Linked DNA regions of Homo sapiens: region 1 is linked to region 2. A link is an interaction called in ENCODE POLR2A ChIA-PET data of the cell type or tissue named here. Cell type or tissue: MCF 10A. All regions are shown on one strand. Each heading gives the region's core, and the rest is flanking DNA. Links, peaks and the distances in the headings are about the cores only. Region 1 overlaps ZBTB16 (zinc finger and BTB domain containing 16). Region 2 overlaps ZBTB16 (zinc finger and BTB domain containing 16).

Region 1 (14,927 bases), core at 5,498-9,497, 67 kb before region 2:
GAAGAGGAGGCTAAAGGGAAAGGCAAGGGCCAGGCCATGCAGGGTCTTGCAAACCACGTCAAGAGATTTAGTTCCATCCTAAACCCGATGGGCAACTGTCAAAGGATTGAAAGCTAGCGAGTGATGTGAGATTTTCATTTAATTCTAACTGGCTGTTCATCCCCAAAGTACCCCACACATACAGGCTGCCATTTTCTGTTTGTTACCAATCCCTTTCTGACACTGCTCTGGAGCCATGGCCGAAATTTCCAGCTGCAGCACCACAGGAGGAAGTATCTGACCTTGTGTCTGAGTCCTAACTGGCAGCTCAGTGCCCACCCTTTTGGGCTCTGTTTTCCTGAGCACAGGAGCTCCCCGGCAGGCCCATCTGTGTGTCTCTGTGCTGGTGCCTGGGCAATATCACCTGCACTTGGCCCCACACCGCTGTCCCCTGTGTGGGAAGGCACAAGCAGGAAACGTAAGTAGGCCTAGCATCTGTCAGTCCAGTCCAGAGTGGGTGGGGGGAGGGGGTAAAGCTTTGGCTGCTGGAAGCCATGGGCTGCTCAGCATGGAATCGGGAAGTGTCTGGTGGAAGGTAGGGGGAAGAGAAGGGATGGCACGAAGAACCTCCCTGCCTTCCTGGCCATCAATGGAGATAGCAAGTGAGAGGTCTGGTCCTCACCACCTCCGTCCCACTCATGGCTGGGTTAGGATGGACTAGTAGGCAGGCAAGGCCCACCTCTCACTGTCCCCCACACTTCTGTGCCCCTCACACCCACCCTGATATCCCTTCCCTTTGCAGACACTGAAGTCTAAGCACCTGGAGCCACGCCCCATCTCACCAGCAGTCAGGAAGGCTGAGCAGGGAAGGAGAAAAACAGCCAGCACAGGATTTTGCTCCTGGCCAACAAAAAGCAGGAAGGAAGGGGAGCGAATCTAGGCGTTATGCTAGGTACCTTATCTATGTTGTCAGTTCATTTAAAACTTGCAATCCTACAAGGCAGGCATTCTTATCCCCCTTTTTACCAGTGTAAAAGAGAGATTAAATAACTTGCCTAAGATCACACAGAAAGAGGCAGAGTTGGGATCTGAAAATATCTCGGTTTGTCTTTCAGAAACCACGGGGCTGGACTCAATGCTACCTCTGGAGCTGACTGCCCGCCTGTCTGGGCTTACCCTGGAAGAGGCCCAGTAAGGATGGTACAGAGGACTCCTGCCTCTAGTACAGCTCCAGCAATGGCTAGAGAACCCCTGGCCAGGAGTGGGCAGTAGCTGGGGCTGGGTCACAAGGCATAGCTCTCTGAGGCCTTCCAATCCCACTGGGAGCCACCAAGGTCTCTCAGAAATGCTGAGTAGTCTACTCAGCTTCACTTGCTGGAGGGAGACATAATGAGAGATGTATCTTTCTGGACAGAAGCAATGCCAAGAGTTGACAGTGAGTCTTCAATGTCCCTCCCTGCTTGGCCGACGTACACAGGAGGACAGTGCATCTGCAATGCGTTCTGTGCCCGGTGGCCCCCACTCCTTCAACTTGAGAGCCCCCAGCATCTACTCCCTCTCTGCCCTTAACCCCCACCCCACAGAGAGCCCAAATTAAGCCAGGTGTTCAAACAGCTACCTTAAATCAGTAGGGTTGAGTAGGCTTTGGAGGCCAGCCATGCCCTTTAAGAGCCAAGGCTTCTCCTTATGCATCCTCTGAGATCCCCGGCATGGAAGGAACCTGGGCAGAGGGAACATGAATGGCATTCCCAATAGGACATCTCAGCCTATACAGCCAGACCCACAGGTGCTCTGAGTGTCAATACACCCAGCAAGGCAGACTGCAGCACTCTGCCCCCTTGGCCTTTCCAAGGCCCCTCGATACTGCCCCACTATGCTGTCCCTACTTCTCAGGGTGGCCTGAACCCACTTCATGTCCATTCAGCCAACTCACTGAGCCACTACCAAGTACAGGCACTGTGCTAGGTGACCAGGGGCAGGCTAAGGCTGAGCAGAGAAACTGGGTCCCAGACTAGTGGGAGATGCTGAGTTAACAACCACCCAGAGGGTAAGGCAGGGCGACTCCAAGAGCTCCTGAGATTTTGAGTTAGGCTTTTAAAAGTTGAGTATCTGAGAAGCAAAGGACAAGAAGTTGGGACACATGTGCCAGGCTAAGGAGAGAGACACCACTGGCAAATGTCAGAGCAGATGGGGCCAAGGTCAGGCCCTGGGGATGGAGACAAGCTGGGAGGGTGATGGGAGTCAGATCAGAGGGCTGCATATGCCAGGCAGGACAGGTTGGACTTTATTCTACAGGCAATGCAGTGCCATGAAAGGACCGAGGGTTGCTATGATCCTAATGTCTGGGTCCCCCTCTGATTCCTTTTTTGAAATCCTAACCCCTAAGGTGATGGTATTAGGAAGTGGGGCCTGGGAGAGATAATTAGGTAATTAAAATGGAATGAGTGTCCTTGTAAAAGAGGGCCCAGAGAGCTAGCTAGCCCCTTCCACCACGTGAGGACACCGAGAAATCAGCAGTCTGCAACCAGGAGGAGGACCCTCACCAGAACCTGAACATGCTGGCACCCCAATCACAGACTTCCCAGCCTCCAGAGCTGTGAGAAATGCATGTCTGCTGTGTATAAGCCACCCAGTCCGTGGCAGTTTGTTATAGCAGCCTGACTTGACTAAGACGAGTGGTGCTAGCACGATCTGACCTGTGTTTGAAGCCAGTGACTCTGGGCACACATGGGGACCAACAGCAGCAGCAAGCGGTTAGAAGCAGCGAGAGGGCTGATGGGCCACTGGAGGAGGGTAGGGACCAGACCAGGGCAGAGGCTGCCAGGGCAAAGGGAGAGAGAAAATCCTAGAAAGGTGGGACAGCAAGGGAGGAGTGGCACGCAAAAAATCCCAGATGGCCAGTTCCACAACTGGCCAACAGGCTGGAAGTCATATGGTCACCAGCTGGAAAGGAAACACTATGATGTCCCTACAGTGGTCTCTCTCCCCTTCCTGGGACATTCCACAAGGTGCAGGGGTGCTCCTTGGTCACGTATCCACCAACCAAGGCTCCCAGGGGAAGAAAGGGGAGCCTCTGAGACTCAGCATCCACTTTCCCCATTTTTCTGCTTAGAAACTAACAGCTATGATGATAGAAAAGTATTTTTAAAAAAATGGAAAAGTGGGGGAGATGTGGATGAGACACAAGAAAAGCTATTGGTGCATGCGAGTTAAAAATCTAGAGACTAGATGTGAGTTATTAAACAATTTGCTGGCGTTTCAGCCTAGCTGATTGTTCGCATGTATGATGAGTCAGGGCAGATTCTATTACACTGGGAGATTAAGCAAATAAATGCTAGCTTTTGGAAACACATTAAAATGTGGGACTATGGAAATAAAATTATCTAGAAAATTGTATTAGCAATTCATTAGCTGCAGTGAGATGTGCGGCGGGGCAGGGGGGCCCGGCAGCACTGGAACGCTCTGCTCCCTTCAACGCCTGGGTTCCGTCCTCTGCTATGGAGAGACGTCAGGCCTGGTACCACTGGGGAGAGGGGAGGTGCTCTGACTGGATAAACGAGACCCTCAGAAGTCAGATGGTCCACATGACACAGGGGAAGGAAAAGCAGCACAGGGGTCCCAGCTCTCCCACATACTTGCCTTGTGGCCCCGAGCAAGTCATTCTTTTCACCAGATCCATTTGCTCCTTATCTGCCACTGTGGTTATCAAGAACATCGAATGAGATATCCACACGAAAAAACTTTATAATGTGGTCACAGAGCCAATGATGGCCAAACAACACCTTCATCTGAATTAGAAAATCACGTCTCCTCCTCTGGCCAGCCCCACAGACCTGGCTGCATATTTATGGTGAGTACAGAGAGGGCAGGGTTTTGGGATCTTCCCTCCTCAGCTGGGCACCCTTGTGCAGTGAACGACCTGGATCATGAGTCATGGCAGCCCTGCACAATACACATGCCTAAGCTGTTTTGTTGTCTTTGGGCTGCTACTTTCTGGGAAGCTGACCCTAGAGAAGGCATCTTTGAGGAGTTACACCACTTAGGATTCAGTGCCAACAACACCATCTTCCTCTGAGCTCTGTTGTATCACGTAAAGCCCTGTATTGCATTTATTTTGGACTTTCAGCTCTGCCTAATAGATTATAAGCCTCCAAAGTAGGAACTATTGTATTCATCTTTATATTCCCCAACACACAGTACACAGCCTGATATGGAGTAGGCACTTAATAACTGCATGTTGAATTAGAAAATAAATAAGGGGTTGTAAGACAATCACAAAGGGTAGAGGAGGAGGTATGAGGAGAGTCATGGTACAGACAGAGGGCTAGGGATGAGGAAAGTTCAGACTACAGTCCACAAATGAAACCACTACTAAGAGCATCCAACAAGACTCTCCTTGGAAATCAGTAATGACAAGTGACCCACAGGCAGCGGATCTCACTGAGGCCCCCCGTGTCTGTCTGGTGGGCTGGACAGGACTCCTTCGTTGTCACTCCATGTCTGAGCTCTGTTGCTCGGAAGCAAAAACCCAGACCATAGAAGGATCAGTTTTGCCATATTATACAGTGAAACAGTCCAAAGATCCCAATTCTGGCCCAGAGGTACAGCCCTTCTTGGATTTGTGATCCTAGTCCAGGCAGTGGTTGTCCTTAACCTTGGTTTCTTCATCTAGGATAAGAGAATTCATAACTAACCTGCCCTTTCCAACCCTAACTTCATAGCCCTGTTATGATGCAACTGACAAATGTTTTTGATTATGTAAATCCTAAAAATGTATTGTTTTCTATCAATCTGTACATTTCAATGTAAATCAGATATATAAGTCAGCTTTGACCCAAGAAAATAATTTTTCAGGTCAAGGAATTAGCACCTCTGCTGTTCTGAAGAATGAATGGGACTCAGTCTTAGCCTGGACTCCCAGGGTATCTGCTCAAAGGGAATCTGAAGTAGGAAAAGGGGATGCATGTAGAAAGGATGATGCTATCGAGACTCAAGGAACATGACTCTTAGTAATATGGGCAGGATCCATGCAAATATCTGGGACCACATTTGCATCAATTCTATCTCCAGAGAAGGTGACCCACACCAGACCCCCCAGTGGCAACACTGCCAGTTTTGACTACAGGGCATGTATGACTCAAAGTCTTCCAATTTAAAACAAGCTTAATTTTAGCAAAAAAAAAAAAAAGGAGAAGGAAGGAAGGAAGGAACGAAGGAAGGAAGGAAGGAAGGAAAGAAAAGAAAAGAAAGAAAGAAAGAAAAAGAAAGAAAGAAAAGAAAGAAAGAAAAGAAAGAAAGAAAGAAAGAAAGAAAGAAAGAAAGAAAGAAAGAAAGAAAGAAAGAAAGAAAGGAAGGGAGAGGGAAAGAAAGAAAGAGAGAGAAAGGGAGAAAGCCAGGCCAGGGTGGAATAGTAGGCAGAAGGGGTGACACAGACCTAGGGTATTTCACCCAGGTGATGACGGGGTCTGAAATTATGAAACACAAAACCCCTCATGTTTACACCTGTGCCATTTCCATACCAATTATCTCTTTAATAGATGGGAAGGAAGAGGATCAGAGGGGTACACAGCTGGAGAAGATGTTCAGGTGCTACACCTTCTTGGAGCAAAGCTCTTATTATCTCCTGCTATAAGCAGTTTCTTAATCAAAGGAGCAGAGGGATCTAAATATACTCCAGCTTTTTTTGGTAAGCAGGCTGGGACTGCTGTGTGTGCATGTGCTGGGGTGTGTGCATGCCCGTGTGTGCTCGTGCATGCACATGTACCCCGGAGGGGCTTCTCACGTCCAATCCTACCCAACCTCACCCAACAAAGGAAGGACTGCCTCCCCTGCCACCCCGAAAGCTTCTTCTCCCCACAGAAAGAAAATATCAAATTTAGGAGGGTGTGAAAACCTTGATTTAAACTAGAAACTTCCCCCTCCCTCCACCCCCAGCCCCCAAATCCTTCAGATATGTCTTTCTGCTCCCTCTGACATCCTGGGGGATTACTCTTTCCTAAGACACCATCTCCAGCATGGGCAACCTTCGTGACCACACACTCAAACCATCATATAAACTGACGCCTTTTCCTTTCGCCCATCTTCTCCTCCCTTTGCCCCCAGGTTGCTGCTGAAAAAGGTAGCAGGGCTGTACCATCCACTCGGCAAGAGAGAAAGAGAGGCAGAGGCAAGCAGCATCAGGCTGACTCCCACCCAAGGAAGGAAGGCTCTGTCTGCATCTTAAAAGGATGGAGAAGGCTGGGGTGGGGTGAGGAATAGACAGAAAGGAACAAAGTCCAGCCCTTGAATCTGAGTGGCTCCTCCATTTTGACTTCCCCTGTGCTATCATTTAGGACTCACCTCCTTTTCAAGGAATCTACTGGACAAATGGCCAAGAGCCCTCTCTTTAGTTCTCTGGTTTTCCTCTTGGGCATGAGTTTCAGGATCATTAGGGATGCACTACTGTACTCCTGGCGTTCCTCAGAAGGCTAGCTATGTGGGCAATGAAGGCCAAATCAGCCCACCGAACCCTGGAAACTCCAATCAGCTGCTGGTGAGTGGGAGACAAGTTCCCCAGTTCCTTTTACTGGGGTAGAATACACAAAGATACCATCTTGGAAGACTTGTCTCAAACTCAATTAGCTTTGAGCTCATGCATGGGTGTTTGTCTCCTGCATATAGAGTCACCCACTGCTGAGGCGTTCAGTTACATCTTCCCAAACCAAGCTAAGAGCCAAAAACCTTAGCATCACTTGTCAATTTCGTCCTTGTCAAATTTAGGTCTCTTTATCCAGCCCTCTCTGCCCCTTTTTCCTTCCTTTCTTATCTGCGTAGAATCATGGAAGGCATCTATACATCTGTATGACATTCCATTTCCACAAGAGAAAAGGGGAATGTTACGGTTTCAATACCGTCAGTCAAGGGAGCAAAAGCATCTTCATTGCATAACAAAAAAGGGGAGGAGTTTGAGCAGCTGATTCAGATTTGTTTTAAAACTAAGCAATGGATGAGAGAGTGATTACATTTTTCAAAACATATGCACACATACAACTTTCAGTCTCTTGGGGAATGTGGCTGTGTCCTCAGGCAGCAGCAGCTAGCAGAGCTGGCTCCCGGAAAACCGTGTATTTGTTTAGCAGTGAGCTGCAGACACAAGTGCATTTCATTACTCGGCACCTCCAGCTACAGTAAACAAATTTGTCAGCTCACTAGCTCATTAAGGTGCGCCCTGGACATGGGGGATTTATTGAGACCTGCACAATAAAAGTAACATGAATGGATTTACTAATTTTGTCAATCACTCCAACAAACCAGCCCAAGAGGGGGAGAAAATGAGGGAGGGGGACAAGAAAAGGGGTGGATAAAAAAAGGGAAGGAGGTTTTAAAAAAAAAGGAGGAGAGAAGTTTGGTTTGCAAGGAGAGAGAGAATAAACGGGTTAAGAGGGGACAAGATCTGCATTTTCGTACTGGGCTACAAAACCACCTTCACATTCAATCTACCTCCTACGCTGCGTTGCCCTTTCTAGGGTGCAGGGGCCTCTGGCAGGAAGGGGGCATGTTAAGTTGCAAGAAGCCAAATCAAGTCCTGATTCCCTGGCAGTGCCACACCGACAGCAACATCCTCCTCCCTTCCTCCCAGCATCAGATATGGAACTAATGAATCCGAGGATTAAAAACCACATTCCGGGAAGTAGCTGCTTCCAAGCACATCAGCAGAGACTAATATCCTCCGCTGGTACCTCCCACCTGCCCCAGCAGCTCCTTCTTCTTGGTTTCCAGTCCAGTGGCTGGACCCTTCCAGACATTCCAGAATGAATTAAAACTTCTCCAAGAGCAAGCAGAGGAAGAAGGAAAGGGAGTGTGAGAGAGAGAGAGTGTGTGTGTGTGTGTGTGTGTGTGTGTGTGTGTGTGTGTGTGTGCGCGCGCGCGCGCGCATGCGTATGTGCAGTAGAGTGGGTGGGGCCGGGGATGAGTTGGGGTGGAAAGTAAATCCGGAGAGGTATGCAGCCCTCTGGTCTGTAACTTTCAAAATGACAGCAGGACTAGGGCAAAGGTCACGGGGTCCAAGGCCTTAAGCACCTCCGCCAGCTGTGGCAGAGAAGCCTGGAGCCCGCAGGACGCCTGCCCGTATAAATCAGCAGTAAGCAGCACCCGCTGGGGGCGAGGACAATGGGCCCACATGGGGGTGGGAGGCAGAACAATGGGGCCTGGCCAGTGCGCAGGCCCGGAACAAATGTGCCCTGGCACCACGGGGGCCCCCATTTGTGAAACTAATTGGCCCACGATTGAAAAATCGGACCAACTTCAACAACCCAGAGAGGAGAAGGGCAGCTTGCAGTAGCCTAACCTAGCCCAGCTCTGCAGAGCAAGCCTAGCCTAGCCCAGCCCAACCCAACCCAGCCCAACCCTGGGTGGGGCATCTGATGTGGAAGCCTCTCTCAGGGACTGCCCGTTCTGGCAGAGAGGTGCCTCTGAGATGGGATCAGGCTGGGAGAATGATGGACTGTGGGATGGAGCAAGTAGGCAGGGTGCCGACTTGAGGGCCCCGTGCTCAACAACTTCTCCCAAGATGCAGAGAACTGTTTTCCTCGGTTTCTCTACACTGCTTGTTCTGTAGAAATGAAGTTCAAAGGAGAGAGACAGGCACCTGTTTACTCTCAGGGTTCCTAAAGCCAAAGGGCTCCCTACTTCCTGCATTTGGGGGTAGGTGGGTAGCAAATAAACCAAAAGCTACAATCAGTTTCTTCCTAAGTCCATTCCCTGGCATGTATTCTGCCTGTAACCCTCTGCAAGGTTGCATGAGCACTGCAAGAAATATGGGTCCCTTGGTCTCGAATTCAGCTGATCTTAGAGGCTTCCAGGAAAAGAAGCCCCAAAGCGGGTGGGGGAACATCGGGACGGAGCATGAAAGGGCAGGCCAGGATCTTCACATCCCAGCCATCCTCTTGCCCTCACGTGGCTTTTTACTGCAGACTCCCAACTGAACAGGAACAAGAGTACAAAACCTGGCCTCAAGTCCTGGCTCAGTGACTAACTCGCTGTGCACTCCTGGGTGGGTTACTAGACCTTTCTGGGCCTCAGTTTCCTCAACAGTAAAATGAAGAGGGATATAAGTGATCCTTAAAGGGTTTTTCTCCACTCTAATATTCAACAATTCTATTGAAGAGGGTGCTGGCAGGTTGAATGGTCCTTTCTCCCACTGAGATGGACGTCAGCATTTTCTCTTTCAAAGTCAGACTTCACAGCCTTCTTTTAGCTAAAGAGAATCTCTTTAACTAAAAGGAACCACATTCTTAGGCTGACAGAGGGACAGTCACAGACAAGGCAAAGAAAGGATCCAACATTGACTGGGCACCTGCTGGGTGCCAATCTAGGTTCAACCTTTCTCAAGCAGCACTGTGAGATGGGGATTTTTAGGAAGATGGGAAAATTTCACAGGACTTGAGAGAACCTCTAGGTCCCTTTTCTAGGGGACTACCAGTTAGCAGCTTAAGACCTCCTAGAACTGGCTGAACACTCACAGAGGCAATTATTGAGTAGCTGGGTCTGAGAGTACCTGAAGCCTCTCTGTGCCAGGTGAGGGCTGAGCAGTTGGGGTGGGGAATATGGAGGGGGAGCTTTCTCTCCCAAGCCCCCAGCAGCAGAATGATAGAGAAGACCCCCAAGAAAGCCCATATAGAGAGCAAGTCAGAGAACCAGACCCTCTGAATCTAGCAGTTTCATTACAAGAGCACAGTGTCCAACACATAGTAGGCATTTACATTCTGGCTGTGTGTCCAGAGCTTCACGGGAGGCACGGAGTTTCCACGTGAAGGTAAGACCCAATTTCCTTGTCTGAACAATAAGTTATCCCCAGGACTCTTTCATCTCCAGTATACTTCACATGTAAAAGATGCTTTCTATAGATGGTCACTCTCTCTAGTTTCAGACATTCCCAAAGTCATCCTGAGGCCCCTGCAGAGAAACTGCAGCCCAGGAGTAGGTTCTCTGGGGGAAAAAAACCCAAAAACCTCAGCTAGGCTCTCATGTAAAATTTCCAGTAAACCCCAATGTATTCCAGAGATAGGGAGGTGGAGGCAGAGGCAGGAGGCAGGAGGAGACCCAGACAGAAAAGAGAGAGAGACAGAGGCAAGACAAAGGCCCAGGGAGACAGAATGGAGTGGGGAGGGGAGCAGGGGTTGGGCGAGACAGAAATTCAAAATAAAACGAAATACTGATTGTTTCAGCGCCATTTAAATATCTCCCAAACACTGGGCAATGAAAAGAAAAACTACCCCATATAAATAAGCAAAACAAAATAACAAAAAAGGAGAGGATGTATTCATTTTACTGACATTTTAATGGCTCCTCTCCTTCCCGCCCCCCCCCCACAGAAGATGATTACAAATTAAGCAGCATTTAAATGCTTTTTACTGTCAACAATTAAAAGGAGGGCTGTGGGCCTGAGAGTGTGGTGGCCATTCATTCCCACGGTAACCAGGCTATCAATATCAGAGACACCATGCGGCCTTCCCGTACTGTACGGCACACAATAGCCAAAAAGGGAAAAGTGCAGACAGATACTGTTAATTCTGCAGGACATTCAGAAGCAAATTAAAATATAAAAAAGCTCCCAGAGCATACATAGATACCAAGAATGAGGGCAGGGCAGGTCGAGCTCATGGAGTTGGTCTTAGCAACGGCAGAATGTACGCACAGCCTGATTACACCTGATTCAGGGCTCCTTGCGTTTGTTTCATGTACCTGCATGTGTGTGCATGTGTGTGTTGCACATGCACGTGCACATTACAGGAAGGACCAAGGACAGAGGTTGTTTTGCCTTCCTAGGGTCAGAGGAATAAACAATAAATCGAGCCCAGGAGCTCTACGTCAGACCCAGAACCAGCCAGGGAGTAGAAAGAGGACACACCCACTGCCCCAACCTGGGCTTCAACCGAGAGGGCGGGACCACCAACGTTCACCCTTCCAACACCTGCCCCACGGCCTTCTCCGCTGGGCCACAGGTAGAAATCAGGTGATTCTGATTTCACTGCGTTCAGAGGAAGGGATTTCATCATTCCAGGTGAACCAAAGGAACACATTTGATTTTTCAGAAATTGACTCTTTTTTCACAATTCAAACTATCATTACCAATTCATGCCCAACCCCTGCCTGCCCCGGCCCAATACCACCCATCTTCACATCCTTCTAAAAAGCTAAAACCCAGTCTGTGTTAGGTCCTGGTAAATTCTGTTGCCAGAACTCTCTTTTAGCTAACTCAATATAGTTTCTAAGCATCCATGTCATCACAGGTATCTTTGAAAATAATGGAATAATGAAAAGCCAATTCCAGAATAAAGAGGAAGAAAAGAAAAGGGTTAAAAAGATAAAGGAGCAGAGAACGTAGCTACGAATTTCCTTTCCAGTCCTTCAGAGAAGGAGACAGAAATCACAGAAAGTGAGAGTGGGCTACCAGGTAGAGGGTGAGAGGCTGGATTTAGAAGCAGCCGGGTATACTTCTGTACCGTAAAGTTTAATATGCAGGAGGGATGACAGAGAAATAAAAGAGACACGTCCCCTTTAAAAGGAAATATAATTTACAGTGTGCAGCCAGGCGGCCCATAGTTTCAATCTCGTTTACTATAGAGAAAACTCTGCTAGCTGTTCTCTATCCCACAAATCCGATTTAATCAGACAAGCCAGCCAGCGTGGCTTGGAGTAAAAACGGATAATTAGTAAACAGAGAGCTACTCCAGTGCTTCATTGGCATTCGAGTTGGGCTACTGTGTCGCATTTAAAATGCAGTCTGATGAAGTTTACAAAATCAAACCATTTGTTACTCCTATTGAAGAGGCTTCAGGCCACTCGCAATTAAATTGGAATTAGTGCCCAGAATGAGACACAGCAAATTCATACCAAAAAGGGATCTGACTTTGAGACGTTTGACTTCACTTCCACAGTTTTCTGTGTGAGTGTGTGTGTGGGTGTTACTGAAAGACTCCTTACTCACCCCGACTCTGCAGGGCTCCCCGACTCCCCACAACCTGCTACTCTCTGGGCTGGCTATGGGGGATGGGGCGCCAGGGAAGGGGAGGGACAGCTGACACCAGGGCGCCCGCCAGGCCTGCATTCACACCAGGAAGATACTGTACTAGGGAAAATGTGTCCACAAAGGACCATATGGCTCCCTTCTGCATTGAGCCCTTGGACAAGAGGGTGGAAGGGGGCGGGGGAAGCTGCCAGAAGGCACACTTCTAGGGGGCACCGGCCCCGCCCACCTCAGACAGCAGGCTGGCGGCCTGGGGAGAGTGGGGGCACCTTTTCCCCTTGGCTGGGCTCCTGTGATGCCCTGCAAAGGGACTGCTTCACTCACGACATCCTACGTATCAACACGCTCCCAGCCCCGTGCACTGTGCACTGCCCCTCTAGGCAGAAAAGGGGAGTGAGCTCAGGTCTAGGCACGGCTTCTTAACCTGGAGTCCACGGAACCCCTAAGCTGTCCAGGGACAGAATTCAGGAGATTGGTGAACTCAGAGAGGGGAAAAAAGTGACATCTTTATTTTCACCAACCTCCAACTGAAATTCAGTGGCTCCTTCCATTAGGAATATAAGCAACCAGCAAGTCATATGGGCAGTACTGGTAACTACTTGGTCACCGGTAGACTTTACAGGTATTTTCACACTGCACTAGAAATGTTGCAGTCATCTCAAAATATCATCTATGCAAGCCACTCCCGCAAAAATATGGTAGTTATTCAATTACAGCCTGATGTTATTGGTTAATGGGATAACAAAGAATCACACATATTTCTATATTACAAATGGTTTTTAAAAAATATTTTGATATTTGTATTTCAAGTTTCCATGACAATCCTATGTATTTTACTTTCTGCATTTAGAGACCTGATTCTGAGGAAGAGTTCAGGGGTTTCGCCAGACTGCCCAGGGAGCCAATGGCACAAAAAAGTTAAGAATCCCTGTCTAGGAGTCAGGGAAGGAATGGGGAGTTGGTGTTTAATGGGTACGGAGTTTCTGTTTTACGGGATGATAAGAGTTCTGGAGATACAGTGTGTGTTGATGGTTGCATGACAATGCTAATGTATTTAATGCCACTGAATTGTCCTCTTAAAATGGTTAAAAATGCAAATTTTGCATTACATATAATTTACCAAAATTAAAAAATTAAAAACCAATCCTGGTCTGAAACTACCTGTACCCTTCTGCCGCCCAGAAGTATCTAGTCCAAACTGGTATTTATTCCCTCAAACTTCTCCATCTGCAATGGAGAGCCAAACTAAATGCTTGGCCTCCCAGGAAGCAGGGAGTATGGGGCCTTGCAAAGGACACTACAGGAGGCCCAGCCTTAGTCTTCAGCTGTGACACCCACAAGACTTAGAGACTTGCTTTAAGTTCAAGGTTTACTGTCTTCCCCACCTGTCAGAATGAAAGCTGCATGAGAGCTGCGACCTCACTTCTCTTATACAGCACTCTATCTCTTGGTTCTGACAGGTGTTCAATGAATATTTATTGGATGGAGAGAAGGACGAATAGATGGATAAAGGATTGCACAAATGAATTTGATTTCTCTGGACTTCAACTCTTCTGTAACATGAGGGGGGATAGGCTTTGTGATCCTGTGAAGCTCCTATTGTTCTAAGGGGCTCCGTCAGCATGACATCCTCCCCTGTCTGCTGACCACACCTTCCCCCAGCACATGGGGCCCAGGAGGTGGATGGTGGGGGTGTGCATGGTGCACACAGGTGGGGGATACCTGATGTGCAATACTGGGGGTGATGGGCCACTGTCTTCCTGGGCCCCAGGACTTTCCTGCAGACCTCAGGGACAGCGCTGCTCCGGCTGCTGCACAAAGCAGTATCGCCTTGCTGCAGTCCTGCTGGAGTCCACTGGGCTCACCAGGCCACCTTCCCTGCCACAACAGGCTGGTGGTGATGGTGGTGGACAGGGGACAGTAAATTTATAGGCTTACTGAATAGGCAAGCAATGAGAGGGAGTCCGTAGGCCTGAGGGAGAGGCTTTTAGGCAACGTCAGGCTGCACGCAAGGGATTTTAAAGCCTGGAAGGAAGATACTGTCCTTCTTGCTATTTGGGGAGGGAGAGAGAGGAATATGATATGATAAAGAAAAATAGTAAAATAAAAGAGCACATTGCCCACTAGCATTTCCCATTACCCCCACATCTGGAACTACCCTCCTTTCAAGTAGGTTGCTCTCCTGATTCTATAAATCAGTTTCAGGGAAGGAAGACGAGTGTCTGGTAGGCATCTGGCTGGAGTTCAAGGTCATGTCAGGTGGTGTGCATGCTCCTCATGGGCAGCGTGGTCCCTCCCAACACTCTCACACATTCAGACACGCCAACCCTGGGCACTCTGAAGGAGGGTCTGGAGAGAAACCCCAGCCTCAGATGCCGACACTAAAAGGAAACGTGAAGTAGAATGTCACTTCGTGGTTTGGGGTTCTCTCCTCCCATGTGGGTTTTGTTTCTTAGGTACCTCCCCTTTCAGCTCCTCCTCTGGAGTTTTTGGGCCACTGCCTGACAGCTCTGGAGCCTGGGGTTGATGCTGGGGCAGATGGAGGCCTTAGGGCTGACTCTCTCAGGCCAACCACAGGCTGTCCAGCACCCTGGTTAGAAACAGTAGTGAAGAGAGACACCTCTGTTCTAGCTACCCAACACCAGCATCGCTTGATGGCCAAATCTTTCTGCTCTTCCTTTCTTCTGTCCAGTGCTCTTCATTTCTCTCTTTGGGTGGTGGTGCTTTATTTCCCCTGGGGAACAGCATTAGAGAGTTACTTTATGTACCCCTCACTCAGTTACTCACTTACTGACTCACTCATGCACCTCAAATTTCTTGAGTCCCAATTCTGTATAGGAATCAAACCCTGAGGCTACACAATGATAAGAAAATACTTCTTGGCCCCAAGAAGCTTACAGTCTGAGAAGTACAAAGCAAAGAGCCTCGGTGTTGAAGTCAG
Region 2 (14,927 bases), core at 4,272-8,271:
TGTTAGGAAGTAGTAAAATGTTCAAACTGGTTAAAAATGACACTCATTGGCTTGCCTTTGGTGTTTCTGAAACCTTAATTGTGGCTCAGGCTGTGGATCTAAAGAGCCTTGCAGGTTTCAGAGTCTGGCTTCCTTACCCCCTGCACCATAATTGAGGTGTTACATTACAACTACGGCACTGACATTTGCAGGCTCAAAATTCAGCAGCCTTAAGATGCCACACTTTTCAAAACAGAAATATTGCCTGCCACACTTAATGCCTATTCTAAGTACGAACCACCTCCCTGCCGGAAAAAAACAAACCAAAACAAAACAAAACTCGTCTTTTCTGGCTCCTCCCATGCCAGAGGTCCAGGTGGGAAACTATTTGCCATATTAAGCCCATAGCTGCTTGAAAACAGAAAGGTTTGTTTGGTGTAATTAGAAGACCTGCGAGTTTGGTGTGTGCAGGAAATAGACTGTTGGCAGCTCTTCCACGTGCACCTTTGAGACCGTGACTTCCAAAGCTTCAGGGTGAGCATCTGCAAACGTGCAATCTGTACCACGTGAGCTGTGGGCTGGGAGAAATGGGCAGCCTGGAAAGGGGATGGAAACAACTTTGCCGCAGAGGTTAAGACCAGGGGCTTCAGGGTCAGGCAGCCCTGGGGTCACAGCGCAGCTCTGTCTCTTACTTGCTAGGTGATCTTGGGCAAGTAAACTCAGTCTCCTCATCTGTAAAATGGATGTCCTAACAGTACCAACTTGAAATGGGTCTTGTGAGGCTCAAATGAGATGACGAAGTAAAGCAATCTGGCACAGTACCTGGCACCTGTAGGCCTCCAGGAAATGTCAGCTGCCACTGTCATTATCTCTGGTTTCCTCCTTTCTACCATGGGCTCCTTCTAAGGCAAAGTGTTCAGTTTTTGTCTCTTCTGCCTTGCCCAGGACAAAAAGGAAATCTGGGCACTAGAATGGCTAACCATGGCCAGCTGTGTGCGGTCGCAGGACATTCTTGGACATGTAGTAGGGAACTCCTATGGACTCGGAGTGGGTAGATGGAGCTGGACCCACAGCAGGAGGATTGAGGGGATGATTTCTCAGGTTCCATTCAGCTAAGCGAGTGAAAGGCACGTCCAAGGCCTGGAAACTCACCTGGACCAGGCTCTTCTACACTCCTGGGCAGCTTCCCCTGCTGCTCCTGTCTCCCTTTCCTTCCTTCTCAGGCAGGGTGCTTTGAAGCACCTTCATAAACGTCCTGCTCTTCAGCAGGCAGAGGCGGAACGCCTCATTAACTTTCCTAGCTAATTTTACAATTTAACCAAACACCACATTTCTGCTTCGATTCAGCCAGCCTCTGACTGTGACAAACTTTTATAATGTTGAGATGGAGGAAGGAAGCAGATAGTCCGTGCCAGAGACTGAGATAAAGTTCTGAAAACTAAAGTGGGAGACGGAGAGTAGGAAAAAAAAATAGCTCTGTGAACTCTATGTATGCTCCCAAAGCAGAATTCTAGGCTGTGCAGGGCTGAGCAGTAGGGAAGAAAGCCACGCCGGCCTTGTGGTGTCAGAAAGATGGAGTACTCCCGTGACAATGACTCTTCCTGTCACCTTGGGGGGCCGGGGGCTATATCGGGAAGCACAGTTACATGCTGTCCTCTGAGGGGCATGATTCAATGCTGATGGGCAGCAGGCCAGAGGTGAGGCAGGCCACCCAGAGGACACGTTCAGCTTGGCAAGGCCCCAGGGCCCCGTCCAAAGGGCACTGAAAGGCCCTTCCCAGCCCACTGAGCCGGCTCCTAGCTCCTGATAGAGATTCTGGATGGGGGTGGAGTTCAGTGGGAGGACTGTATGTCTAGGAATGTTTCCCCATCAAGAATCCTATGGGCTAGAAAAGATCCCCAGGGTTGTCATCACAGTCCTACATACGCTGGTCCACGCTTTGCTCGGACAGGACAGACAGGACCTCATTAGAGACAGAGAGTATCATTCGGCCTCATTATCTATAATCAGACCCTGCTCTTGGTGCATAAATAAGTAATGAAGACAGTGCACTGTGATTCTCTTTGCTCCCGGGTCAGCTTCAAAGGCTGCACCTGTCCCTCTCGAGCCTATACTCCAGAGCTTCTGACTCCAGACCCCAAATCTCAATTAATGCAAAACTGGCCCCCCAGCAGTGCTCTCTCAGATGTGCTGGATTATGTCCATTAGGCCCCAATGAAGGCACTGGGAGATCCGGGATATTCAGGCAAGATAGTAGCCTCCCAAAATATCTGGTCTCTGGGCCTTTATCCCGGGCTCATATTAGCAAAGGCAACTGAGGAAGGAAGACTCCAGCAAATCCAAAGTTTCAGAGAGTTCTGTCTTTACCCGGAGTTACCTTGTTACTGAAAATGACTGTGGTCTTTCATAATTACTCCAACAAAAATGCAGCCGCCAATGAGCTCCCTGTGCTCAATTAGCTTATAATAGTCAGTAAGAGAGCTGCTGAAGTTTAATCCAACTACCCCAGAAGACTTTTTATCCCAACTACCTAATGAAAACTTTAGAATTTGCTTTTTTTTTTTTCCCCTTGTCCCAGGCAAGTGAAAGAATTCCAATCAAAACGGGACTGGTTTGGGGGAAGGAGGAGGGAGTGCGTTAACTACTGGGGAAAAGTCTGGAAGACATGTCTTTGTCAGGTTGAATCCTGGAGAGAGCCAACAAAAGGAGCCCCTGACTACAGAGGTATCCGCCCCTCTCTCCCACTGGCTTCCATCTACGCGGTGAACAAGCTCAGTCTTCACTAAAGGCATACACAGGGGCTTCACCCACGTGGTCCGAGGAGGTGGGCTGGGGCACGTCCTGAGACCGTCCTCGGATGCTTCCTCCATTGGCCCTCCAGGGTGGCCAACTCTGTCCTCAGCCTCACCCAGAGGCAGCCCTCTGACCTGTCTTCTCAACCTAGGCTTTGTGGGGTTCTAGGTACTCGTAACATATTTTTTAGTCCATCAAATCCTATATGAGAAATTTACAATCTTCTGGGTCCGCATCCAATTTTAAGCCTTGCTTTCACATGTGTTTGTTTTATGGATGCCTCAACTTGGAGGGGCCCCCTGAAGTGGCAGCTTTTCATCTTTAATGCAGTGTTTCTCAACCTCCAGGCCAAGGAGGCCCACAGCCATCACAGGGATTGGAGGACTCCCAAGTGCAAGAAACTGGGCTCTAAGTCTCTGCCAGGTGGCTATGGGCGGAGGAGGATGAGGAGGAAAGAGATGCCTGCCTGGATGGTTCTAGCTCACAGAAGTTCTTGCTTCCTCTTGTCCAGAAAGGTAGGCCACTCCCACCACAGCACTCCTTCTGGATACTCCAGCAGCAAAGACCTCATCAAAATCCCATGAACCTCCTTCCCGAAGCTCTCCTCATTCCCCTGGTTCTTAGGAGCTTCTCCCCACTCTAAATGCCTGCAGCACTCAGTCTTTCCTCTTGCGGTCACAATGAGCACACCCAGCCTTGCTCAACGCCTTCTCTTGCCAGGGGGCTCGTGTCACCCTCTCAGCCAGACCACCAGCTTCTTGCAGACAAGGACACTGGCTTCAACCCCTCTGTCCACCCTGCCAAGCTTTGCACACCACTGGCCCTAGGTTCAGTTGCTAACTGATGAATGACTTCACAAACGATTTCCTGCAAAAGAGGGCCACACGTGTGACCCAGAGTAGTCATCGAGGTTTCTCTGCTGCTCAACCTTCACCATCTGGTTCCCATTTGGCTGATGTTTCGCTCCCCAGAGAAAGCTCCAGCATCCCCAGCGCGTGCCTGGGGAAGATGAGGCTGTCAGAGAATGGACACAACCAGCCTCATGTCAAGTGGTCCAGCTTCACTGGACATAATCTGAAAGGTCAGGGAGGCCCAACCTTCCTGATGCATCATACTCCAAGACGCTTGAAGTCTAAGGCGCTAGTAATAGCCCAAGTGGTCACAGCTCTCACATTTCTGGGCTGCAGCACAGGTCGGCTGCCCCTTTCACCCCACCCCAGCATCACAGGGTGCATCTACCAGAAGCAGAGCACCCAGTTGCGTCGCCATGCAGGAGGGACCACAGGCAGCTCTCTCCTCCTACCCCTCCTACTTGGCAGGATAGTGCAAAGGAGGAGTGGGGGGCATGACACAGTCAAGCTCTCCCTGGGTGGGAGGGCCACACACTAACCCACAGACCCTCCTGCAAGGCTCCCAGAACCCTCCTATCCCCAACCCTACAAGGCACTGAGCAGAAGTCATAGCCACAACTCACAACCACTGAACACATGCTCCTCTGGCAGAGCAGGAAGAGGCTAATAAGCCACACCTGCTCCTGGTGGCACAGGTGCAAGGCACACAGGCAGCAGCCAATTACTATGCCACCCTCCCCACCCCCAGGACCCTTGGGCACAGGGCCTTCCTGGTCTCAGCTCCCCAGTTTGAGATTGGTTAGCTCTACAAACAGAGAAGCAGGCATTTAGGCACTCAAACAGCACGAGGCCAGGGCTAGGTATAGCAGCATGCTATACTATAATAGAAAAGCAAGACACAGGGTGGAAGGAGAGAGAAAGAGAGGGAGATTGAAGTCCAGCTCTGCTACTTTCTAGCTTTATGATCTTAGGCAAGTTAACTCTTTACTGTCCTCATCTGCAAAACGGAATCAGCATATCTGTCTTCCAAAGTTGAAGAAAGACTGAGTTCAGATATGCAGAACACATAGCACTGTGCCTGGAACACAGCAAGTTTCAATAAATGTCTTTCTCTCCTTCCTGCAGCCAAACCATGCATCCTGAGCCCTTCACTTCTTCAACAGATATTTCCTGAGAGCCTGCTATGTGTCCCGCTGTGAGGATGCAACAGAGCACACTACTGACAAGGTCCCCGCCTTCCATCCTTGTCTTCTCATCCAGATTGCTGACTCCTGGGGCTGGAGGGAAGCAGGCAGCACCTCAGGTCTGTTCCTTACCATGTGCCCATCCGCATGCCTGCTCACTCACCCATTAGGTTATTTTTCAAATGACTGAGTTATAACCACCATTCAGGTTACTAAGCGAGGTAGTATAGGGGACACAAATAAATCACATGTTCTCAAGAAGCTTACAGTCTAGTAGGCAAAAAAGGCCAAGCAAATAAATAGCTATGTAACAAAGAAGGTGACAGGTGCCATAAGAGGGGATAGATAAATGGCTAAGAGCGATCAGATGGAGGGCGGCCTCTTGTCCTGCCCAGACAGACACATCCTAGGGCTGAGTCGGCTGACTTTTCAAAAGAGAAGAGAAAAAGGAACGCTCGCCGGTCGGGCACCAGGCCTAGCATGGGAAACAGGCAGGACCTATTTAAAACAACTAGAGCCAGGTTAGAGCCTTTTCTGGCAAGTCCCAAAACTCCTGGAGCTGATCAGATAACCAGATAGAACCAATACTGTCAAAATCCTATGGATTTTAAAAAATCATTTAGCTGTTGCCGGGATGATAAAAGAATCTTGCCATTCAAAGGGAAGGTGCAGGCTCAGAGGAAGGAGGGGTCGCTGGGAGAGCAGGAGGGGGCTGGGGAGAAAAGGGAACGCCCTACAAATATAGATCAGGGTTAGGGAGAAAAACCAGACGGCCAAGGACATTTATGCATTGTGGTTGCTTTACTACCTAATTAATTCAGTAATTTCAAAAACAATTTTATTTATGTTCCATTTACCACATCAAAGGTGAAAAAAATCCTACTGATGCTAAAATAATACCTCAAGGCATCTATTTTTAATCAGTTAAAAAAAAAAAAAGCAAGGGGTAGAGGGAGAATTTAAAAAAAAAAAAAAACAAAAAAACTCGCCCTGGTTTCTATACAATCTCTCCTGGGCAGACCACCAACCCTCAGAGAGAGAGAGAGAGAGAGAAAACACAGCCAAGCCCTCTCTGAGAGCCTTCCTGGCTGCTGAAAACCAAGCTTGTCAAAAAAAAAAAAAAAAAAAAACCAAAAAAAAAAAAAACCACAAATCCATAATGGCCCGAGGCTCCTCTCCAATCTATTTTCTGCTCAGCTGGTTTTAAATGAAGTTATTATGAGTCATTAAAACACCCGCAAGCCAGTGGAAGTCAGCCAATTACAATTTTAAATTTAGCCTGTTCTCTGCCCCATTCTCTTGTTTTCTTCCTTTGCCCACAGAATGCTGCTGCTGTTATTTTTTCCCTCCCTTCCTTTACCCAAAGTGAAAGAGACAGTTATGAAAATGCATAGTATTGCACGGAGCACAGAATCATTCATATGAAACTCAAATTATTAGACAAAAAAATGCAAACTTCTGCCCCCTCCAAAGTCAACCCAAGCCTTGCCTCAGCCCACTGGATTCCTCGGAAACTCCAGTCTGAGCCCCAAAGGTCATGGGGCTATTTTTAAAATGAAAAGGTTCTTCAGTGGGGTCTTGTTGAGAAATGTTCACATCCATCACACAAAATCAACATTTTCATGGCTGAATCCAAAAGGTAGAAACACACCACCACCATCTGAGAATTAATAACAAACAATGAAGTTGAAATTCAAAGGTAAAGCAGGCTTTGCAATCAAGCATGAATGTCGGTAGAAGTCACTCGATATGATGAGCTCATTTAGTTTTTAAATCTTCAAGGTAATGGTCTGTGCGGGCCCATTACAGCAAAGGAACAAATTTGAGTATTTCATGTAAATGCTTCTTCTCAATCTCTTTTTGTTCCCATGCTTGGACACACAAACACACACATGCACACATGGTGTTCTGATTAGGACTGTGTCCCCGATTTCTAGGAGACACTGCAGCTTTTCCATACCCTCCAACAAGTGAGTCCCTCTACCCAAAGGACTGTCCAATCCTGCAATCTTCACCAACCTCATTTAATGGATGAGTCTGCAAGCTCCACAGAACAGATGCCCAGATGTCTGCAAACACCTTCCATCACCTCCAGGCCCCCTCTCCCTCATGGTTACACACACACACACACACACACACACACACACACACACACACACACGTAGACCAGTCCTCTGCCCCACGATACTTGCAGTTCTATGCCCCAAGAACGCAGGAGAGCCACAGCCACAGACCTAGGCAGTTGAACACCTGGGAGAGGAGTGAATGCCATGCCATTTCACTGACAGTCACCGAGGGTTAGTGTGGAGGCCAGGATGCTACCAAGAGTGGCTGCCTACCTGGTTGCTCTGGGTGAGCTGGAACTCAGGGTCCATCCCTACCAAGCAACCTCACTGAGAAGAGCATGTGAAATACCATGATGTTTCCAGGCCCATTGCGACCTGCAGCCATTTGCCAAAGGCTTGACCTCTATGGAACATAAACCTGAGGCCTGTGAGCACAGATGTCCCAGGTTCTGAAGGTCCCCAGAGCTGGGCAGATGACACCCTCCTATCCTCAGCCCTGAGCCACCCCACTAAGTAGTTCCAAGTGAGACCCCTCAACAGCAACCTCTCAAGTGGTTCACCCAGGCCTGTTCTCCCGGAAGCCAGTAAAGCTGAAGCTTCAGGCCTCTCCCTGGCACTGACCCCTTTCCTGGGAGAGGCTCTAACACCTGGTATTTATAATCCTTTTCTGAGAGACAGCACCCAAAACTGAGTACGCTTCAGGCCCCACCAAACCCAGATCTGCCCTAGTAGTACAAACACTTTTATAACAGGATATTCATTTATTTGACAGATACTATCAGTGCACAACACTCCTATGTACCAGGCACTTTGCTAGGGCATGAGTATGTGAGGGCAGCTGCTGAGTCCTGCACTCAGGTGCACAGTACTGGCCCAGGAGAGCACAGTACCAGCAAAGTCCAATAAGGGCCTTGTAAAGCCTAACCCTGCTAAACTACTTGCCCATTCTCAACACAACTGGGATTTGGGGGGAACATCCAGGGACCTGGGAAAAGCAGGGGCCAAGCCAGAGAAGCCCCACTCTGGCCCCTGAGAGGCAAGGGACAAGAGCACATGAGATTCTAGGTGCTGGGAGCATTCTAGGGACACTGGCTCAAGAGTCCTCCCCTCTGGGGAGACCTCTGGGCCAGAGTGACATTTTGTTTTCCATTCCAACCACTGCCCAGCTTCCAAGCTAAAAAAAACTTTGAGGTGGTGGGTTAGGACAGGGAGGCAGGGAGGCAGGGAGAGACAGAGACAGAGACAAAGACAGAGAAAGAGAGAGACAGAGAAAAGACCAACGAAGACAGATGGAGACAAAGACAGATGAAGACATAAGAAGGAAGACAGAAAATACACAGGAGTGTCAAGAAAAGGCCGAGGCTGACACAGACACAAAGGACAGGGACAAAGAGATGAAGTGAGATGAAAGCAGATTGGGGAGAAATAGAAGGAGAAGAGAAGAGCTGAAAAATAAATACCTGCCACCACAGAGACCTGGACAAGAGCACTGAAAGTAAGGGCCGCAGTAGCGTGATGGATGCCCAAAGCAGGGTGGGGCCCCTCAGGCACAGCCCTGGATACAGATACCCAGGCCCAGCCTGGTTAGAGGGCTAGGGAATGGGGCTGAGGGCAAGAGAAAGCACGGCCAGGCCTCCTAAGAACGCTTCCGGCAGGGTGTGTGTCTGCGAAGCCAAGGGAAGACGAAAAGGCCCTGGAAATCAGAAATGGCATTGCCATTATCAGGTTGATCCCACGTAAATATCCCTCCCCAATAACCCCATATCTATTCATCCTCAGACAATAACAAGGACCAGCAAGGCAACCCAGAACGTAGGAAGGATGGCAGGAGCAAAGGAGAGGAAAGGGAGACTAGGAGAATAAATGGCAGACAGACAGATGTCCCAGCATCCATCCCTCTAGGGCACCATTCATTTCCTAATAAGACCGTCATCCTCTAGCTGTGCAAAATCATGTGGTGGCATGAGACAGGGTTTGTGTGGAAGAAACCACCCTATGCTGAGATAGAAAAATCATCGAGAGAGGGAGAAGGAAGAAGGTTATTACATAATTTCCACTTTCTTCCCTCCACCCTCAAAGTAATGTTCTATCTGACAGGCTCCTCTCTGAGGGGGGAAAAATGACAAATCCAATCCAAAATTCAACAGCCTGTGTTCTGTTCAGAGAGCACACAGTGTACTGTACAGCCCATAAAACTCCAAACAGCCTCCAGACACTGCCGCAATCGTCCTCCATCAAAACACTTTGTCTTGCATACAAAAATAAGATACAGCGCTGAACAGAATACAAAATCAGCCCATTACAGTACAGGGAGACTGCTACTTAGCAACGAGGGGGCTCTAAAGCCTCGATGCTCTACAGGAAGCAAAATCTGTCGAGCCTGTTGGGCAAACGATAAACATTAGCAGTATTAAAAAACACAAAAGCCATGTAAATGGATAGACATAATGTGGAAACAAATTTATAGAATAAATTGGGATGGGGGATTTGCGGGGTGGGAGGAGATGCTGGGATCCAGAGGGGTAGATGGAACGAGCTTCCCCAACCCCTGCTAAGGCACCATATGGAGACAGAGACATGTGTATTTGGGGGCAGGGACATGTGAACCCCCTCTTCACACAGGGGCTGTAGGTGAAGGGGTGGGAGAGAACTGGTGAAAACACTGTTTAAAACCATGACCTGCAATGAACTTTCCCAACTTTCTCGGTTCAGCTGGCCTGACTAGGACCGGGGGACCCAGGCACGCAAAACCGCAGCACTAAGGTGGCAGTTACGTGGGGGATTTATCTGCCCTGGGGCCAGCATCGCACCCAGCACCATCATGGAACCTGATACTTGCTGTAAACAAAATCCCTGGCCAAAAAACAAAAACCAAAAAAAACAAAAACAACCCACACAACAAAACCAAAAACACCCCATCTGGGCTGGAAAATCAGTATATTTCATCAGGTAAAGGGGAAAAATACTCTGGCTGTGAATCAGCAGCAGGGTTTCGGATCCCAGCCAAAACAGGAGCTAAAAAGCAAAACCATATTCTTCTGGTCTCAGTTTAGGCTCTTGAGGCAGAAAGCGAGAAGGGGTGGGGGTGGGGTTGGGGGGGGACTGAGGACGGGTTGGGGGGAGAGTAAAAGGGGAGAGGAAAGAAATGTATTTTTCATCAGCCAGTGTATAATTTATAAACAGCATTAAACAGTTTTTGTTTTCCTTTTCCTCTCTCCCGTGTACGGGCTTGGACGGTAGTCAAGCCTGCATTAATTTCTGCTTTGGGTACAGTGTGTTCTTGGAGGCGCATCTGCAAGCGATCATAAACTCTCTGGAATGCTGGCAGAACATCCAGACCTGCCGGCAGGCCAGTGACGACACCACTCTGGGAAAAAGTTCGGGAAGCAAGCCAAATTCAGAGTAGGGAGAGAGAGAGAAAGAGAAGTGTGTTCAAGAGCGAGCTGGGGGAAAGTGGCTCCCTTCACCCTTTCCACTCTCTGCATCCGCATCACCCATGCGGACCGAAGGGAGGGCAGCCTGGCCTCTGAGCCACCCCCATCTGATCTTCTCCACTTCCTTGACCCAAAAACCAAAGGCGCCCCCACATAAGGAATGTGGAGGGAGTCAAGGAACATGAACGAAGTTTCTTCCTGGTCATCTCCCGGGTTTGCCCTGATGGTAGGAAGCTAACCAGAAGGGATAGCTGGTATTGACTGGAGAGTGGGCAGAGGGTGCATGGATTGGCCATGGGCTCTCACAAGCCTGGGCAGCCCCAAGTCTCTTGCTCTGAGCAGATACCTAATCTGGGAGGAGAGAGGTGAATGGGAGGAGAGACAAGATGAGGGGAAGCCATCTTTGGACTCAAAGGCACCTCTCCCATCATCAGCGTGGGGACCACCTCGCACTGTCTCCTCCCAGTCACAGGGAATTTTCCAGCTACCTCTCTTCCCCCATCTTCTCTGTCTTTGAGGAGAAGAAACTGAAACCCACAGCTCAGTGCTCCAAAAAAGAATAAATAAATAAAACAGAACAAGGACAAGCCACAGATCTTTGCCATCTTGTAATGCTTTTCTTCTTCCGTCCAACCGCGACAGAGGAAAGCCTAAGAGATCCAATCTGAAGGACTCCTCCAGCCCTTTTCCCTGCCAGGAGGATGACCCAGGTCCCAGGTGATAAGCCCCAGCCACTCCATGCTGCTGCTGAAATCAGAAAATCTATCAACGAAAGCCTTCATTCTTTCCCCATGGCTCTAACTCTGGGGAAGAGCCTCATCTCAGGGATGCTTCTCAACAGCCAGGGCCTACAGTGCCTGACAAGGGCAAGAGAGGAGTGGAAGGATGGGGCCTCCCACCTGGCAGAATGGGGCCACAGGGCCCTAACCAGCACAGAAGGCACAGGCCTCTCAACACTCCAGCCACACCCCAACACAGACGGCCAGTCTTCAAGTTCTCCAACAGGCTTTATTCACCTTATATTCTAGCCTAGTCTACATAAAAAAAAGCCCAACAGTCCCTTCTATTCCAGACACAAAAATATGTCACCCTCTTACTCAGTCCTTCAGTGGCTCTCCAGTGCTTCAGGGAGAATGCAGATCATTTTGCTATTCCTTCCACAGATGTATCTCGTCCATCTCTTCTAAACCCTGCACTCTGCTCTCTCCCTGCAGGCCCAGCCTACACTCGCAGGTTACACCACCCACTTCCATAGGTGGCTTCGGCTTCCCCTCACCGAGTCCTTTCAAAATGCTGTTCTGTTACCCTCTGGCACAAAACACTCTCCTACTCTGAATTTCTCCTAGATTTCTTAGCACTTTGCACACATTACCATCTTGTATGATGATTGCATAGTCATACTCATCTCCCACTCTAGACTTAAGCTCCTTGAGGGCAGGGATGTTGTAGCAGTCTTCACTGTTAAGTGCACAGAGCCTGACACACAATTCGTGCTTATTAAACATCCTCTGGCTCCAAAAATGAATGACACTCCCAGAATAGGAGCAGGCCACATGAATACTCAAACCCTAATCGTATGCAGCCGAGTCAAAAATAGGGACAAGCAGTTCTAGGCATGCTCACTTATAAGCCACCAGGACGTTAAGCCAAGCTGTGGGAAATCTACCTAATGGGAAACCTTACACTGGCCCATCTCAGAACCAATTTGAGTCACTGCATGTGTCTGTGGTCTCTGCATGGACACCTCAGAGCTAGGAATCACTTCTCGTGTTACGACAAGGAGTGGCGAAGAGACAGTGGATCAACAGATGCTTCAATGCCAGATCCCCAAAAGGGGTAAGGTAGCAGAGGGTGAGGAGGGAGGTTTCAGAGTCTTCCTGGGACACAGGAAGGGGAAGGGCCACAGTCCTACACCCAAGCTTCACCCTCCATCAGGGCTAGCTTTGCAAAGCCTTGGAGGTCATCTCTCTTCCCACCCCAAGCCTCTTTCCCCAACACGCAAACCCTTCTGACCCCCAAAACCACCTCTGAGAATGCAGGGCCTGGCCAGATCATCTCATTAGTTAATGAGTTTGGTTATTGATAGTTAGTTTAAACTTATTGTGATCATCAGGTATAGCCCATAAACACTTGATTAATTCACACATTCGAATTGAAATTAAAACTTCAATTAAACTGAAATTCACTACTACCATTTAGGCTCTTTTAAAAACCCTTAAAACAGAAAGTAAGGGAGAGAGAAAAAGGGAAGGCACTGTCTCTCAGAAGGGCCTCCTACAGGGCAAACTTCTAATTAAACAAATTGTCAATTTCAACACAATGAAAACTGATTTAGCAGTGTAAATTTAGTATTCTAGTCACTGAAAATAAGACCTGCATTGTCGATCTCCTGCAGGCTGATTTCGCGTGATAGGGAAATGAAGAGGAGAGGAGGACGACAGGGAGAGAAAGGAGGAAAAACTGCGAAGGAAGAACAAGCCGGAGCTCCGTCTGCCTTTCAGAAATGACATCTCTGCGGAATTCAATGCGGCCTATTCTCAAGCATCGGAGAAACTCTTTTCTTGCCTCCTCCTTCACCCCACCCCAACCAGATTAGAAAAAAAAAATTAATGGTGTATGATGACAAACTTGGCTCAGCACTCACTGTACATACTGTACCCACAAGTCTGGCTCGCAGCCAGGCCTGGCCTGGAGCCAGGACTACAATAACAAACACAGGCAATGCTCGCCAAGAGGGGGTGGGGCAGCACACAGAGCTAGCCAGGAAGTGAGAGCCGTTCGGCTCTGCTGAGCAGAAGAAAACAGCAGGAATGTGCCAGTGCAAGGGCAGCAACATTTAGGGGGGCAACCACAACCCCTACCCAGATCCTGGACTCACTTCTCCACAGCCTGCGCCTTTTGAAAAAAAATGCTCGCCTCCCCCCCGCCTCCCCCGCCCAGGGTTCTGGAGCAACTACTGTTCTTCCAGGCTGTGGGCTGCTTGAACCCTTGGTCATCTGTAAAATGGGTCTACTCTACAGACCTGGCACACCCATTCTCACTGTCAGCTTTCTTCATGGAACCTTCAAAATAGAGCAGCAGGAAAACCTCACATCATCTAATTCAATGTCTCTTCTAAAACATCACCTAGTTCTGTTTTCAGGCATCAGAACATGTAAACCACTACTGGAATCTGTAAGAAGACCCAGCGCCACCAGCCCAGCCCTCTGACCCCAACTCCCCAACAAGTCCAGGTCACTCCAGAGGCCCCCAGGGCCTGTTTAACAGTGGCCAAACAATTCAGGAAATGGTCTAGCCTCACTAAGCCCTTTGTGCTATTTTATTTTCAAGACCTCTCAGCACGGAGGTGAGGAGTATGCCGGACAACAGAAAGAAAAAAAAGAATAGAAATATCAGAATATAGGCCGTGAGCTATCTGCAAGGGTGAATTAAAACACTACTATGACTCATCGCACCTGCCTAATCATCAAATCATCCTTTCCAAGGGCATTGGCAAGTGACTAGCAGAGGGACAAATCATTTGACACAATCAGCCTTCAGTGCCCAGTAAGACAGGCATGGAAAGGAAAAACTAGGAAAAGAGGACCCAACTCCCAAAGCCTCTGGAGCAGCCATATGAGATCAGGGGACCTGGAAGCAGCATCTCAGGTGGAACCAAAGTCAGCTTCCCCAGGGAACCGCCAGCTCCGCAGGGCAGTTGCACAGTCACACTCTTGTCTGAACTGGGGACACCGGGCCCACCTGACATGAGTATGCAAGCAACCCTTTCTTTTCTGCAGCCGCTTCCACCAGCCCCACCAATGCTGCTGATGTGTGATTCACAGCAGAGACACTGGCTAACTCACACTGGGTCACACCGCCTGGAAGAGGGATACAATACGAGCCAGGGGCTCCTGGCTGTCCCCTCCAGTGAGTCCTTAGGACATAAACAGTTCCTACCACAGGAGGGACTTGTCCGGAGAGAGGAGTGTCCCTGTTCATCGGCATCCCAGGCTGCATCATTCACTCAACAAATACTTCTTGGCACCAATAATGTGCCAGGCAGTGTGCTGGACATAACGTGGACAGGATCTAACCCCATGACATGTTAGCTATGGTGGTATGTATTCAAGGTGAGCCTCACAGCTTCTCCGAGATAGCGTTAAATATTTTCATTTTACAGATGAGGATACTGAGGCTGTAAGAGCTTATGGTTCTTGCCCCAGATCACATCAGCAGTAGGTACGTGTCCAAATTCCTTCCACCATGTAACCCCGCCTCCCAAGTAAGAGAGATAAGTCCATAAATAACTGTAACACAGAAGAAAAACTGCACCCAAAGATAGCTTCAAATAAAGAAACATGGGCACAGAAAAGGCACGACTGCTTCTGGCTGGAGGTGGGGAACAGCTGGGGATGGCATCATGGAAGGGACCTTGGAAGATCTGGGAAGATGGGAGATGGGTTATTCCAAGTAGACAGAATGGGGCAAACAAAGCCACAGAGCCCAGAAAGCAACAAGCCCATAAAGCAAACCAAGAAAATGAGTCTGGCTACAGCACTGGACTCAAGGAAAGAGCAATAAGAAAGGACGCTTACTGCGGCTGAGAGGGCAAAGACGCTTTACCAACAGGCTAGAAGT

The links. Peaks named below come from ENCODE experiments on the same cell type or tissue, not always from the same donor. Only the 100,000 strongest peaks of a DNase experiment are listed, where the experiment ranks them.
Region 1: POLR2A ChIA-PET joins it to region 2 with 5 read pairs; 6 of 35 experiments call an interaction of 5 or more read pairs at or near these places.

The regions. Positions count from the first base shown.
Region 1 is chr11:114,226,032-114,240,958 of GRCh38, reverse strand. All of the region lies in intron 4 of ZBTB16 (zinc finger and BTB domain containing 16), which reads right to left. Among named protein-coding and RNA genes, the nearest start is that of NNMT, 63 kb to the left of the region's middle. RefSeq lists an enhancer at 5-504. In MCF 10A, for the core only: no CTCF peak of the experiment used is centred there; no DNase peak of the experiment used is centred there.
Region 2 is chr11:114,158,243-114,173,169 of GRCh38, reverse strand. All of the region lies in intron 3 of ZBTB16 (zinc finger and BTB domain containing 16), which reads right to left. Among named protein-coding and RNA genes, the nearest start is that of ZBTB16, 110 kb to the right of the region's middle. RefSeq lists enhancers at 7,938-8,437, 8,438-8,939, 12,592-13,091, 13,092-13,593. In MCF 10A, for the core only: no CTCF peak of the experiment used is centred there; a DNase peak (open chromatin) is centred at 6,049.